Regions from separate parts of the Mus musculus genome. Here region 1 is linked to region 2. Evidence: chromatin loops called from intact Hi-C (ENCODE). Cell type or tissue: heart. All regions are shown on one strand. Each heading gives the region's core, and the rest is flanking DNA. Links, peaks and the distances in the headings are about the cores only. Region 1 holds the start of Fbxw2 (F-box and WD-40 domain protein 2). Region 2 overlaps Gm52552 (a long non-coding RNA gene).

Region 1 (5,374 bases), core at 301-5,300, 140 kb after region 2:
CCCTGGGACTGGAGTTACAGACACTGTGAGCTACCATGTGGGTGCTGGGAATTTAACTTGGGTCCTTTGAAAAAGTATCCAGTACCCTTAACTGCTGAGCTTTCTCTCTAGCCCTTAAAGTTTAATTTAAAGAAAAGCACTGTCAGACTAGTAAAAATCATTATTAGTGCTAATGATAAGTTATTTAAATCCTTACTGAAAGCTACCTGTCTAATATTCACTTCATATGAATAAGAAGCTGGGGGAATGTGACAATTTTGACTCCCTAATTAACAACTGTTGGGTTCTGCCTTGCACCCTCAATGCCTTAAGCAAAGAAACTATTAGTCAAATAGCTAGTCGATACTACCCTTACGCCAGCGCCTTGAACACTCCGAGGATGCCTTGAAAAGAATGCACAATTGCAGATGATTGCCCCAGATCCAGAAGGTACAACCCATCAGGGTTCTAAGACACAGCTTGTACCAGATTCCTGGCTATCCCAAGCATTAGTGAAATTAGATGACCTTGAAATTAGATGACCTTGAAACTATTAGTGAAATTAGATGACAGGTGGGGCACTTCTTGAGCCTCAAAGCTTCTCTGACTGCTATGACTGGTTCAAAGGAGAAAGGCTGAGATTGGCCCAAACATAAACTTTCATAATTGTGACTGATTCAGTCCCTTCTCTGGCTGTGTAATCAAGAGTGTTGCAATCAAGTCACTCAGATGACTGGGATTGGCTGGGAGACAGTGTCCTACACCTCTCCCCCTCCTGTTGCAACATTAAGCCTAGTAAAAAGCCTGTCTCACCAGTGATCCCACCAACTCTCAGTACCGTGAACTGGTTACACAGACAGCAGAGAAAGGCTTACTGATGGCAGATGGGAAACTCATGGTGGCAGCAAGAGAATCAGTCAGCATGGAAAACTTAGAAAGTGACAGCTGGAGCAGCAGCAGAGAGGCTTCAGAGTGGTCAGGAATGGAGGAAGGACAGAAGAAATAGAAAGCAAGAGAGGGCTGAAGAAGAAAAGTTTGTAACAACTGAGAAGGGAGACTGTGGGTCCTGCTCACCTCCCCAACCCGGAAAGGAGACCTTGAGCTCTTGATTATGCTACCTCTGCCTCTAAAGTGCTGGGAGTATGCACCCGGGCCACTATCTCTAGCTTGGTTGTCAAGTCTTTAAAGCCAAGATTCTCAGGGATTGTGGGCCAAGAGTTGCAACACTAGCAGGCGTTAAGGGCTAAGGAATTAGATCTACAGATCTAAGAGATCTAATTAGATCTAAGAGACCAGACACCCAAGGCTTGTATAAGAACTGTTAACTCCTTCTCCCTTTCCTCCTAGCATTTGCCCTTCTCGCCTTGTTGCTCTGGCGGCTGCTGTAAAACAAGGGAAAACAGGGCAGGTGAGATGGCTCAGTGGGTGAGAGCACTGACTGCTCTTCTGAAGGTCTTGAGTTCAAATCCCAGCAACCACACGGTAGCTCACAACCGCCTGTAATGAGACCTGACGCCCTCTTCTGGTGCGTCTGAAGACAGCTACAGTGTACTTATTTATAATAACAAATCTTTGGGACTGAGCGAGCGCCGGTCTCACATAGGGAGCGGGGTTGACCGGAGTGAGCAGAGGTCCTAAATTCAATTCCCATCATCCACATGAAGGCTCACAACTACAGCGTACTCATACGCATAAAATAAATAACTCTTAAAAAAAACCCTAGCCGGGCGTGGTGGCGCACGCCTTTAATCCCAGCACTCGGGAGGCAGAGGCAGGGGGATTTCTGAGTTCGAGGCCAACCTGGTCTACAAAGTGAGCTCCAGGACAGCCAGGGCTACACAGAGAAACCCTGTCTCGAAAACCCAAAAAAAAAAAAAAAAAAAAAAAAAAAACCCAAGGGAAACAAAAGCTTTAAATAGGAAAAACAAAAACAAACAAACCAAAAACTGGGCAATGATGGCGCACACCATTCATTAGTCCCAAGCTATTGGGAGAGGCAGGCAGATCTTTGAGTTCAAGACCAGCTTGGTCTACAGAGCGAGGTCCCGGTCAGCCAGAGTTACAGAAAAACCTTGTCCCATCAAACAGACAGGCAAAGCTTTCACACAGCAGCATTTATAGAGCTTCTTGCTTACCACTTCTATCTGGGGGGACTAAAGGCTTCACGCTAGTTAGCTGATATGTAACAAGCGCTTCGGAGAACAGCTGTCTCCGTGGCTAAGTGGCCACGTTTGGACAGCGTGCATGTATGTCCTGGGATTCGAGCTTAACCCAGCCCCTACCCAACTCCCTTACCATGTTTTGTCCTTGCTTCCTGCAGTATACTTTGTTATTTGTCCTGTCTTCCTCCTACGACTAGACATAGACCTCGCGCAGTTAGGGATTTGTTCAGCTGTGTCAGAATCGTGTTTGGGAGGTGCCAGGTGTCAATGGGCTGTTTGAATATCGTCACATGTGGATTTGGAGCCTTAGCCCTTTCTCTCCTGTGAAATATTACCCTAACTTGGTTAAAAAAAAAAAGTAGATGAGGAAAATAAACATTGTGCAAATCTAGAGGTCCACCTTGCTCAGGATCATAAGGTGTAAGCGCAGACGGTGGTACAGCACATGTTCGGCCCTTTTCCACAGTCGGGGCCATTCTTTCCCAGGTACTTGGAGGGCAGAGACGGAAGTAGAGCCGCTTCCGCCCGACGCTGGGCGCCGGAATGGCGCGCGGAGATGACGCAGCAGCACCGGAAGCCGCTCCCCTGTGAGGCTGCGGACCCAGAGCAGCGGCCGTAGGTCCAGGTCTGTATTTGCGATTGGCCGGGCCGGGCTGGACAGGAATCCCCAGCGCCCGCGGCGTTACTGACCCGCCGCCCCGGCCTGTTTTCTCCCTTTCCCCGCAGGCGCCATGGCTGTGGAGCGGACCCGGCCGCTGCGACGCTCTGGCGGCCCGAGCGCGCCTAGTCGGTGTGAGCCCGGCGCGAGGTCCCGGGCCCCGGGGCGCTCGCTCAGGTCAGTGCCGCGCGGAACACGGCTCCAGGAGCAGGGGACCAAGGGAGTCACGAACGGGCTGAGAGACTCGGAGTTAATTTTAGACAGGAAAATTAGAGCTAAGAGTTCCTGCCTTCTGGTGCTTCGGTTTTTCCTAGCCGCGAAACGAGTTAACATTGATGCCCCAAGGCTAGCACTTTAATTAATTAAAGATGATGAAATGTGGACAGGTGGTTTATAAAATGCAGAACGTAGTAGTATGTGTAGGAAGGCACCATGCTTGTGTGTATGCCTTGAAAACAGGTGTGTATTTGAGATGATGCTTCTTTTTAAAAGGGGAGAAATGACAGTATTAGTACTACATTATAACAGTAACTGGCATTTATTGTAGGCTTATAGTGTGCCAGATACTGTACAGAACGCTGTTTAACCCTAACAATCTTGTAGGTAAAACAGTACCAGGCGACAGTTTACAAGTGAGGAAATTTGGCTTGAAACACAAGAAATGATTTGCCCATGGTTACCCAACAAGTGAAATTTCAGAGCCCGTGTTTTATAAACATTATTTGTATTCTTTCAAAGGTTTAAAAGATTAGTCTCTAAATTAATGGCTTTTAGGCCAAGGGTGGTTGTGGACTCCAGCAGTCCCAGCACTCCAGTCTTGTGAATTGTGAGACCAGTCTGGGCTTCACTGCAAAAGCCTGTCTCAAAAAACAAAATAAAACAAAAAGCAAAACAAAAAGGAACAGTAAAAACAATTTTCTAAATATCACAAGCAAAAGGAGGAAAAGATCTTTACAATAGTGTAGTCACATGGTTTTAAATACAAAAAGATGTTTTGTTAAAAGGGACTTCATCCCTTTTCTTTCCAGTTCTCTCTTGAAGCAATATTTAATCAGCTTCCTCAATATTCACAGAATACTTTTCTGTACACATAATCCTCTGTGTAGACCAGACTGGCCTCAAACTCACAGAGCCTGCTTCTGCCTCCGAGGGCTGGGATTAAAGGCATGTATCACCACGCCTGGCCTACCTTTTAACTGGTTGTGAAAGGGGAGGCAAGGAGACAACCTTCCCAACAACAATGAGTATTTATTTTTTGTTCTTTAAAAAAATGATTTTTAGTGTGTCTATATGTCTGTGTCTATGTAGGATGTTGGAGGGAGCATGTATATGCCAGTGTGTGCGTGCGTGGTTTTGCATACAGCTTTATGGAGTCAGTTTTCTCCCCCCAAATTTACGTGGGTTTTGGGTATCCAACCCAGGTCATCAGGCTTTTCAGTAAGCACTTCATCTCACAGGCCTGAAGCCTTGATTCCTTACCTGCATAGGTTATGCAGACTAGAAGGAGGGAAAACATTGAGTTTACACCCATAATGCCTTGCCTGTAGAAGATGCAGGTGGAGATTGGGTACTACTGAGCTGCTGCTCCTGTGTAACTCTGGTTGAGCCACCCTGCCTCTTGGGCCCTAGCCTCTTTGTTGGTAAGGGCAGTAGTATTGACTTCTTCTATGAACCATGTTAGAATCAAGCGTGATATTTTTAGGCGCTGCTTCAGTTATTAGGACCAACATAAATATAATTGCTTAGAAGCAGAAACCAAATTCATGCTCTCATCTCCCAATTTAGGAATGTTTATCATACTACACATTTCCTCAGAGCTTTGTGATTGTTTCTGTTGAGGACTGCAGAACAAGTTAAGTGTTTACATTGAGAAGGGTGAGAGGCACAAGATAGCAAGGGGGGTGTGCAGAAAGAAAAGAGCTAAGGAAGCAGTTAGCGGCTTAGATGTGCCGTATCACTGCAGCTTTTCTGATTCGCACACTGCTAAGTTAGAATAGCTTCTGTTTTACAAATGGAAGCTTAGACTTTAGTTGAGCATTCCATGATCACATATTTCCCAGGTTGATCTCTAACTTAGTTATCTTGTAAGGGCAGCCTCTAAGAAGCTAAGATTGTATGTTTCACTGTGCCAGCATCATGGAGATTGTTAATTTGCTTTATCTTACAGGCTACAAGGACCCTCATGGCTCTGTAGGGAACACAGTTAAGAGCTGTCACTAGCTTATGTGAGGCTTATAAAAGCAAACTGTAGCCTTTAGCAATCCATGTTCTAACAGACAGTACTGTAAAGGAATGGAATACCAGAATACCCAAGGCACACAGCTTAGCACACATTTGTTTTTTCTTTCCTCACATCTTTTTGCTTCAACATTTATTGTAGAACCAAATTTTGTGATCTGGGTGGCAGGTCAGGTTGCACCTAGTAGCATAACTGATACAGAGGTCACAGCTCCAGAGATTTGTATATGTTATATGTTGGTGCCATTCTTGTAACTTCCCAAATAGAGTGCATTTAGGAAGTAAATTACTAAGGAGGTAGTTTTGTAATGGTTTGAGTGGAAGGTTGTATGTAGAC
Region 2 (5,374 bases), core at 295-5,294:
GCCCACAGTGGACTGGGCCCTCCTATATTAATCATTAATAAGTAAAGGCCCCACAAGCCAATCTGATGGGGAAACCTGAGCTCCCCTCTTCACGCGTGATTGTAGTTTGTGTCAAGTTGACCAGACATAAACTAACCAGTGTATCACTCATGGCCATCCAGGACTCGGCCACTCCATTGTGGCCACAATGTGTGCACTCCTTACCTGCATTTCTACCTGATACCCGAGTTCAGAATTTTTACTTTCCTTTAAGCAGCTTGTCCTGCCCCTGTGGTTTATCACTCCCTGTAAGCTTTTTCAAGATGGGGTCTTGCTCTGTCCTAAGCACGGGATCTGGAGCCGGGCAGGTATGAATTATAGTCTGTGCTGCAGCAGAGCACCGGGTCAGAAGTTGGTTGTCTTAGAACTTCCAACCCAGGCGTGAGGATAAAAGGGAGCCCCTCACCCTGAGGACAGCTGGGTCCCCAGAAGGAGGAAGCCGGAAGCCTGATGCAGCCGAGTTTTGTGCTGACGGTTAAGTGTCTCTGACTGAGGCAAGCACACACTCTTAGCTGCAAGGCAGAAAGCAAACACCCGCAACTGGAAGCACTAACTAGAAGAGATTCATTTCAGAGTGTAACAAATGTGGTACCTGAATGCAGCAGACAAAACTCACTACATACACTCAGGAATCACATTCTCTCCTTACCACCTGCAAGAGCTTATCCAGGAGCAAAGAAAATGGAGTCCTGTCTCTGCCTTCCACTGAAGCCTTAAACACCTATGCCAACCTTGATCAGCCTTGAGAGGTAGGAGGTCCTAGAGGTCACACCGCCAGCAAATGACATTCAGTATTCAGTCCCGCCCGTACAAAAGAAAGATTCCAAACTTGAGTTAAGATGCAGACATTTTACCCATGCTGGCAGGGCCCACCACAGGTGGATTCCTATAGCTGGAGGTTTGATTGCAGTGGCTGTTTTTGCTCTCAAGACCTCCCTCCTCTGTTTTCTAGCTATGGCGTCTCTGCTGACAATTGTGGTGATAAATCTTAAATGTGTGGTGTGCTATTTACTATCCCAGTGTCTTCTGACTGAGCTCCAGTGGCACTGAGTGTATTCACATCTTCCGCTGCCCTGCCTGGGCAGAGATGGGTAGGGAGGAGACATGGAGGCAAGCGACAGAAGAACTCTCACCTGATCAGAGCTTTGTAAGATGGCTCCCAAGGGCTTTGGCTCTGTGTGCACTTGTGGGTGGGGCTCCAGACATCTCCTTAGAGCAGTCTCTACAACTCCTTGTCCTTGTTTGATGCTGCCCTATAGCAGCAGCACATTGCTAACTTCTGCAGCTGTCTGAATCCAGCAGGACCCGCTGCTCTCTGATCCCTCCCCATTCTGTGACTTGTCCCCTCCACCGCATGTGAGATAGGCCTAGAAGGACTTCACATCTCCTTTGTGTACGGCCGTCATCTTGTACACAAGAACAGGAGGAGCTCAGGCTGATGAGAGCAGAGCCATTTTCCCTCTGCCTTGCTTGTCTAAGTGGTTGCCCACCTCCAGGCTTTCCATTCTATGAGACAGTGTTTGTGCGGTCTCTGCTCCTCAAACCACCATGCCATGGACTAACTCTGAATCAACTCCAGAAAGCTTCCCTTTCTTGACTTGAGAAGTGGAAAAGCTCATTTATCTCTTGCTTTCTTTAGCAAACTCCCATTCAACCCCAGTCTTTAACAGTTCTTACTGGGACAGTATACAAAAGCCATATAAAGTGTACACATCACATGCACACTGTGATGCCTGTATGGGGGAGATCAAAGTTGAACCTGCTAGTTTCCCAGGATGTTCCACCCACAACAGGGCCTGTGAGAGAAGAGCGAGGCAGAGTAGACTTGCTGGACTCTGGAGAGAAGGCTCCACAGAGGTGACCTCTGAGAAGGGTTTTAAAGAGTGACCAGGATTGGGCTGAGAAGGCTCTGTTAGTAAAATGCTTGCCGTGTCAGCATGAAGAACTGAGTCCAATCTCCAGAACTGGCTGTGGTGATGTGTGTGTGTGTGATCCCAGCTCTAGAAAGGAAGAGGTAAGAGACCTGATCCCTGGAGCTAGCTGGCCAGCTAGCCTTGTCTCAAAACACAAGGTACACGGCTGCTGAGAAGCAACACCCAAAGTTGACCTCTGACCTGACATGCTTAAAGAAAAACAATTAATGATTCAGTCGATTAAAAATAATGGCCAGGATTTGGATTTCAGACAGGAGTCATAAAAGGAGATGAGGACAGGCAGTCCTTTGTGTAAATGAGGCCGAGTGGGAAGGGAAGCCAGGTGGGACCAAAAGCCAGGGGAAGAGTCTCGTGATGCTGAAATACGTTCTGCATTTCTTTGCACCATTAACCAGAACCCTTTAAAATGAAACGCAAACCCATCGCCTTCCAGGACCTGCTCTCTTTTCAGGACAGCTGCAAAGCAGAACCGAGTATCTAGAGAGGCACCTGGTCCTGAACTCACTGCTCTGGCTCTGGGTCCCTACTCCCCACTGAAGCCCAGGGCTCCAAGAGCCCCATCAGGGCTGGGAACAGCACCCTAGGAAGAGTCACAAGCAAGGACTTTCATCCCAGAGCTGGAGCACTGTGCTGTGTCTTGTCTCAGCCTCTGCTCTGGGCCAAATGGGGAAATCCAAGAGTCTCTGAAGACGAGAGGACAGCGGGTTGGATTCAAAACCCAAGACAATTCTCCCTTCTCTTCCTTACGTGAGACTTCTGTGTCTTAATATTTAAATAGAGAACAAAACTAGGCACCTCAAGAGGCGTAGGTAAATGGCAGAGATTTCGCAGGTTTAACTATCTGTGGACAGGTGCTCAAAAACAACCCTCCCACCCCTCTCTCAACACCTCTCTGTGTCTTAGCTTCCCACCTGTTAAATGTGATGGGCACTGAAGAGTAAGGCTGAGTTAGGTGATGTCCCTACTCCTGTCACTGGTCCCACTCAAGGGCCCTAAGTAGAGTCCAGTACCTTTAGTTGGAACTCAGAATTACTTTTCTCTTTTATTTTCAATAATGAAAACACACACAAGTCCACCCACTGGTAGCACACACATTAGCACATACTTAGGATGAGCACACACATCCCAGCATCACCCTCCCCCTCCCATCCCCTTAGCCACCCTTGGTTTCCCTGTTTGATGACATATGAGAGAGACCACATCCCCTCTGCAAGTGCCCACTAGGTTGGGGGAACGGTGCCCAGCAGAGGGCGCTCCAAGTGTGACCTCCTGGCCGAAGTCCTGGAAAAAGGCAATAGGCCAAGGAAATTTCTAGTGGAAAAATTAAGGAAGGATTCCAGGTTTACGAAACCCAGACTTTGAAAAAACAAAAGTGCCGATTTGTCTCCTGGGTTAGGGAAAAAAGACCACAGCCGCAGTCAGATTTCCAGGAAACTCTCGGTGAAGACTAGATGAGGCTGGCACAGGGCAGGCAGAGAGACTGTGGGGTGGCCCAATCTAGACTCAGATGCCCTAGGAAGTGAGAGATGAGGGCAATGGCATGCATGATGGAGCGTGGGTATGCACATGCATCCATAACTGGTTATGTATGTTTATGTGTACCACGTCTGGATGCATATTTGTGTGCAGCTGTAAGTACAATCCCTCAAGTTGCATGTTGCATGATTTCTATGTTCTTTTTGCAGACATGATTTAAAAAGATACCATCGCTAACCTCATGGGGCTTAGCAAACTAACATGCAGTTTCATTTTGGGTGTCAGAGAGGCAGCTTGAGTGGTACTGACAGACACTGGATTTGTAGCCAGACAACCTGGCGTTCCAATCCAGCCGCCCACTCACTGGGTGACACCTGGCAGCTTCCTCAACATTTGCTCTTCTTGGAGGAGAAATCTAAGTATTAAGACCATGTCCTAAGAGAGAACATGCATGTGCCAATTTTCAGTGATGACCCTGGTCGTAAATCCACATCTGGATAAACACTAGAATGTGTCCAGCCTGCATGAGTGGCATCTCGTCAAATCCACACCTTTACTGACGATGTTTATGGGATGCCAGGTTCCACCAGAGGTCTCACCCAGTGGCCCACAGACAGGAAATGTGGACAATCTCATGTGGTTTGAGGGGCTTTTTGTTGCTGTTGGTTGGTTGGTTTTGACTTTTGTTCGTGGTGTGTTCTTAAAAATGATGGTATCACAGGAAAAAAAAAATCTAGATTTCCACTTTCCTTTGGAGGGTTCTGCAGCCATGAGCATGTGTGTGCCTGCATGCCACAGCTACTGCTCCTCAATAGACGTGTCCTTCCCAGGGGCACCCTAGCCTCTCTTGCCTGGTTGGTTTCCAGGGCAGTGCTTGGAGGGGATCCAAGGCAGCTCGGGGGTGCTTTGTGTAGACGTGTTCTCTGGGAAGGAGAAGGACAGGGCCAGGAGCTGATGCTAGAGAGCTGGCCTCCCCCATCCTCTCTGGTCCCAACGGAGGACAGAGAGTGCCTGACTGTCTTCTGTGGAAATCTGTGGCTACGAGCCAGACACTAGTTACAGAAAAGAGCTGGCAAAATGCTTGCCGTGGTCGCCTGAGGACCTGGGTTTGGCTCCCCAGGACCTACATAAGGAGCTGGGCACAGCAGCATGCACCTGTATTGCTGGCACCAAGGAGATCCCTGGGGCATGCTGGCCATGAAGCCAAATCACTGAGCTCCGGGTTCAGTGAGAGACCTTGTCTCAAAATAAATGAGGCAGAGGGTGATGATGGCCTCGCCCTAAAAACAGCCTCTGGCCTGCACAGGCTTGCACGCCCACACACATATGCACATGTATCCATACACACGTATGTATTCGTGTATTGCAAGAATAGGTCTGGAATATGGTAGACAATGACCTCCCCAGAAAGTATTTAGACATCTTTTTAAAAATGAGATCCTTAAATACATTTTGGAAGCCCACAGATGTGAAGCCCAGGAATGATGGTTTCCTGGTGTCACTGGGTCCTCTTAGGATGACAAATCTATTCTAACAAATATTAATTGGGCTCCCACTGCACTCAAGAGGTAGGGTAGGGCTTACAGGGGCCTTCAGAGTCATGTCTATTCTGCCCCTTGGCCCTTGGGGTCCTGTCTTGAAGAGAGATCGTCATCTGAGCAGAAAAATAAACAAAGCACCAAAAGTAGAAGGTATTACTGAGTAGTTCTAGAACAAAAGGCAGGGAGACAGAAGATGTATGTGGCCCTTGAACAGACGGTGCAAGCTGGGTTCTCTCTCTGGGCTCCCCATTCCCCTGTGTAAGGAAAGGAGGTCAAAAATGATGAGCAAGCAACAGCCCCCTTTCATAGCCCTCCTGGCCCCCCAGTATGGGATTCTTTGAGGAACAAAGGCTACTGCCCTGATTCTCAGTCTTATACTCCTAC

The links. A loop is a pair of places that touch in the nucleus more often than their neighbours do. Peaks named below come from ENCODE experiments on the same cell type or tissue, not always from the same donor. Only the 100,000 strongest peaks of a DNase experiment are listed, where the experiment ranks them.
Region 1: it touches region 2 in a loop (2.8-fold over the local background); 1 of 42 quality-filtered maps calls a loop at or near these places.

Annotation. Positions count from the first base shown.
Region 1 is chr2:34,823,564-34,828,937 of GRCm38, reverse strand. It overlaps Fbxw2 (F-box and WD-40 domain protein 2), which reads left to right and starts at 2,703. Exons shown (of 8, transcript NM_013890.4): 1 at 2,703-2,766; 2 at 2,868-2,976. It also overlaps a transcript of Gm34653 not described here. In heart, for the core only: no CTCF peak of the experiment used is centred there; a DNase peak (open chromatin) is centred at 2,697; H3K4me3 peaks cover 1,883 bases; H3K27ac peaks cover 1,343 bases; H3K27me3 peaks cover 702 bases.
Region 2 is chr2:34,968,391-34,973,764 of GRCm38, reverse strand. All of the region lies in intron 2 of Gm52552 (a long non-coding RNA gene), which reads right to left. Among named protein-coding and RNA genes, the nearest start is that of Gm46733, 8.4 kb to the right of the region's middle. In heart, for the core only: CTCF peaks have their summits at 3,023 and 3,227 (motif pointing right); a DNase peak (open chromatin) is centred at 3,224.